2 separate regions of the Homo sapiens genome follow, and region 2 is linked to region 1. Evidence: read pairs that join two places in POLR2A ChIA-PET (ENCODE). Cell type or tissue: Panc1. All regions are shown on one strand. Region 1 has its middle 12 kb from the start of FOXL1. Region 2 has its middle 80 kb from the start of LINC02132.

Region 1 (2,500 bases):
TGCCCTCAATTGAGGACCACTGTACTAGACCTCTGCTGGATTCTATAAGATTAATGGCTCCCACCCATAAATGTGCACAAAGATCACCAGGTAAGTGTGCACCAACCTCAAGCCAAATACATCAGAATCTCTGCGGGCCGGGTCCACGTATCACATTTTGCTAAGTTCCCTAGATGGTTGTGATGTGCCATGCAGACCAAGGACTTCTGTGTAGGATGCTGTTTGCTAAGAGGGTGTTTCCTTGCCTGTCTCTTTCACTTTATGAGGTGAGCCCGCAAGCACTGGCCGTGTATTCCTAATACTTTCATGCCCGGTTAGATGATACCGAAAAGTGGCTAAGAACTTTAAAGATAGGTGCACCTACCCGGTATGATACTTTGCCAAGGACTGGCTTTTCCACCTGGAGAAACTATCAGTAGAACACCACTAGTAAAGTAGACACAATAGTACTCACCCTCTAGGTTTGCTTGAAAATTAAAGAGAACATGCATATAAAGACCTCAGCACAGAGCTTGACACATGACCATCGTCATCACCACCATCACCATCACCACCCTCTCATCACCATCATTATCATCACCACCACCATCATCATCATTATCATCACCACCATCACCATTATTATCACCACCATTATCATCCTCTATCATCATCATCAGCTTCATCATCACCTATCATCATCATCACTATTATCATTATCATCACCATCATCACCTTCGGCAGCATCACCATTACCATCATCTCATCACCGTCATTATCATCCCTATCCTCATCACCATCATCATCATCATCATCTTCGGCATCAGCATCCTCATCATCACCATCATCATCCCATTATTGACTGTCTTCCCTACTGAAAGCCCTATGTGGGCAAAGGCCTGTGTGTCATTCACAGATGTATCCTCCATACTCATTTGGGTTCCTGGCATCTGGTCATCATTCAGTAAGAATAAACTACATTGTTTTTCACATCTTGGGTGTAGCGATGTTCAATACAAGTTTTGCTTCATCTCCTCACTCAACAACTATACATTGAGCACCTGGCAGAGAACATGCCCTGGTCATGTGCTGGGGATAAAAAGAGGAAGAAGCTCCAGTCCCTGCTCAGCTCCTCCTGGAGGAAATAAATGTACAAGTGGCTTCTACTAATCCTTTAGGATTGGGTTAGAAACCCTTCTCCATAGTGTGACTATGGAGTAATTCTCCATAGGGTGAGTAACCATCCCAGCTTACCCAGGACAAAAGGGTTTCCTGGGACCCAGGCTTTCAATAATAACTTGGGAAAGTCCCCGGCAAACTGGGATGAGTTTGTTGCTCTACTTCTTTGGCTCCTAAGCTTAGGGGCAAGGAGCCCTCATGCCATAGAAGGCTGCTTCAAACAATGGGAGGTGCGGAGTACAGTGGTTAAAGGCATTGCTCCAAAGCCAGTGAGTCTGAATCCAGACTCCAGCCTGCCACTTACTAGCTACGTGAACTTGGGCAAATGACTAAGCTCTTTAAACCTCTGTTACCTCATCCATCTGTAAATAAGGGAAAACAATAGTTCTTAACTGAAAGGGAAAAGTAAATGAGTTAATACTGTGTACATGTGAAGTGCTTACGACAATCCAAGTGGAGGCCAAGTAATCAGAAAATATTAAAATTACTATTAGCCCCTCATATATCTTATCATTCTTATCGGCCTTAGTTTTACTTCAAACTCTCCTTCATTTACACAGAAAGTGTTTATATTAAGGGATGCACACTTATAGAATATTTGCAAAACTTACAAAACAGATTTGAGGCTGAGCTTCCAGGGGCGACTCCCTGCACTATACTGCAGAAATGAGCACCAAGGAAACTGCTGCCTCTTCTAGGATCAGAAGCCTTCAAATCACACAGAAAGGGGCTGCCACAGCTGTTGGCTCCAGAACCACCTCCATGGTCCACAGCAGCAAAGCCAGCACACCATGCCCTCTCCTTTGCTCACCTGCCTCCCTGAGAAATCCAGGGTTCGCCCCTGCATGTCTCGGTGGTTGACTCCAGATGGCTAGCACACAGAGACAAGCAGGGCTTTCTTCCTGTTTTATGTTGGGAAGGTAGGATTTGAAGTACGTGAACCTATCAGAAACTGAAGAGTGTTTAAAAGATTTTGAGTAACCATAAATGTCCAAATTGCCTTAGATGGCTGGCGCATGTCAATTTGCTTCTCTAGTTTTTCCCACCAGAATATGAGCCCTTGAAGGTCAGGACCTGGGTCTGGTTCATTGACATATTCCTAAGGCATATCACAGCCTGGCAGTTAATGGCAATCACTATTTGTTAGATGAGAAATGATAAACTATGCTGATTACAAAGACCACTAGGTACAAGGCATGTTCTTCATCATGGAAAAATGTAAGCCACCCTCTTCCTCTATGGATATTCCTAAAGGCATGCACTTCCTTTACACGGCACTGAAATGTGTTTTAACATTTGTGAAACTCTAGTATGGGCAGCGTAGAAGATGGTGTGAAGGACA
Region 2 (2,500 bases), 570 kb after region 1:
GATACATTTCAAGACCCCCAGTGGATGTCTGGCACCTTGGATAACACCAAGCACTATATATACTATGTTTTCCTGTACACACAAAGCCATGATAAAGTTTAATTTAAGCACAGTAAAAGATTAACAATAATAACTAATAATAAACTAGAATAAGGCCGGGCACAGCGGCTCACGCCTGTAATCCCAATGCTCTGAGAGGCCGAGGAGGGCAGATCACTTGACACAAGCCTGGGCAACGTGGCGAAACCCCATCTCTACCAAAAATACAAAAAATTAGCTGGGCATGGTGGCATGCGCCTGTAATACCAGCTACTCTGGAGGCTGAGGCACGAGAATCGTTTGAACCCGGGAGGCAGAGGTTGCAGTGAGCCGAGATCACACCACTGCACTCCAGCCTGGGTGACAGAGTGAGACTCCATATCAAAAAAAAAAAAAAAAAAAAAAACCAACTAGAATAATTATAATAGTTACCGTAAGAAAAGTTATGTGAATGTGCATGTACATTCTCTTCCTCTCACTCTCTCTGGAATTTTCCGTTTAATATTTTCAAGCTGAGGTTGACCAAGGGTAACTGAACCCATGGAAAGTGACACCTTGAACAAGAAGGGACTGTACCCAGCAGAGGAGTCTTTGCGTCATGGGGGATGGATATAGTGGACATTGCCACAGAGTCTTCCGAAGTGGTTGCAACAAATTTCATCCCATCAAATCGCATGAGGGCTTGAGTTGCTCCACAGCCTGTCCGGAATTTGGTGTTGTCTGTCTTCTTCTTTTTAACCATTTGCCCACCCCTTTTATTTTACAGTTGAGGATGCTGAGGCCAAAGAGATGTGTCATTCCCAAGACTCCACAATTTGCCCCATCTCTAGTCCAACCCACTGGTCTTATGGATGAGAACAGAGAGGCTCAGAGAGCAAATGGCCTTGCCCAAGGTCACAGACACAGCAAGACCAGCAACCAGGTCTTCAGACCCCACATGCTCCTTTCCTGGCCCCAAACTGCCAGGGAACGTGGTTCTCAAAGTACAGTCAGAGGACCTGCAGCATCAAAGTCGTCTTGGAGTCTGTTAAAATGCATATTTCCAGGCCCCACTCTAGACCTGTTGAATTCAAATCTCTGAGGATGAGGCCCTGGAATCAGCATTTTAGCCAGCACGGAGAATGTTTTTGAGAGTTAGTTGGGTCCTTGCATGGATCCTGAAGGAACATCGTGTAATTTTTTAGTTTGTTCACTAGAGGGAGCCAGTGCCCCAGGGACACAACCATGAAGCTTCCCTGAGAACCGCAAAACAGCAAGTTTCCCATCTGGGACCAGGTGGCTGACAGCGATGGCTGCTGTTTAGGAGAGATGCTCCAGTCACTCCAGTCAATAGAATTCAGAAAAAGGGAGCATCTTAATTAGACAGGAGTCAGAAAACCTGAGTTCTAATGCAACCCCGCCACCTGACCTTAAGCAGCCACATCTGTCAGATTCTCCGTGCAGCCTAGGCAGAACCCTTCACTCCCCGACCCTGTTTCCTCGTCTGTGAAGTAGAGCTTTGGGCCCAAATGGCTTCTGAGACACGTTAATGTCTACAAAACATTAGGAAGCCGGAGGCGATCTTGTCACACAGATGTTGAGAGGTTATCGTGATGCCTCTGCTGTTATTTCACGGGTTTTATGGTACCACGCCACACATCGCATACTCTCTAGCCAGGGAACGCAATGGAGATTGTTGTGCCTGCTTGCAAGGTCTGGAGCCAGGGCAGCCGTATTGGGCCCAGGAGGGAAGATATCCAAGAAATACATGCTGAGAATAGCAGCACTAAAAATGGAAAGAGCCTCAGCTATTCACCATGTCACTGGCTTGCCGAATGACCAACCCCAGAGCTTCTCTACCTTGGAACTTCTTGTGATGTACGTTGATAAACCCCTGGTAGCTCACCCCAGCTGGGGTTGAATCTTCTGTTTCCTGCAGCTGAAGGCATTCCATCTGGCTTGCTTCTCTCACGTGATTGACCCATTGTCTTCCTGGTGGCTAAGAAACATGACTTTCTCATGCCAACAGTGACCATGAGCACTGCATCAGACCAGGCCCCACGGCTGATACAAGGAGTTCCCAGGAGACAAAGCCCTGTCTTGGGAAGTGAGGTTAGAGAGACAAGACAGAGGGGCGTGGGAAGTTGACAGCAAACCTAGAGCAGTCACAAGGACAAGGAACGGGGCAGTGAGTGCTCTGGCACCTCATGGTTCACAGTGGGCCAGACTGTGGGGGCACCAGGGAGGGCTTCCAAATAGTCATAGCAAAGGATCTTTCTGCATCTGATTACCAACTCCTTCACTGTTCTACCATTCTTTAAGGTAAGCCCAAGATTTCTTAATTTGTACAGACCATGGTTTGTGATGAAAACCCTCCTCCCCTGAGAATTTCCACCCTTCTCTGTCCAACCAGGAGGCCCCACGTGGAACTGGCGTATTTCTTACATGGATGGCTGTCCTCCCTAGACCATGGTTGATTCTG

What was found. Peaks named below come from ENCODE experiments on the same cell type or tissue, not always from the same donor. Only the 100,000 strongest peaks of a DNase experiment are listed, where the experiment ranks them.
Region 2: POLR2A ChIA-PET joins it to region 1 with 19 read pairs; 1 of 35 experiments calls an interaction of 5 or more read pairs at or near these places.

The regions. Positions count from the first base shown.
Region 1 is chr16:86,589,667-86,592,166 of GRCh38, reverse strand. No RefSeq gene overlaps it. Among named protein-coding and RNA genes, the nearest start is that of FOXL1, 12 kb to the right of the region's middle. In Panc1, no CTCF peak of the experiment used is centred here; a DNase peak (open chromatin) is centred at 1,498; H3K27ac peaks cover 1,370 bases.
Region 2 is chr16:86,015,313-86,017,812 of GRCh38, reverse strand. No RefSeq gene overlaps it. Among named protein-coding and RNA genes, the nearest start is that of LINC02132, 80 kb to the right of the region's middle. In Panc1, CTCF peaks have their summits at 1,012 and 1,225 (motif pointing right); a DNase peak (open chromatin) is centred at 1,252; H3K27me3 peaks cover 523 bases.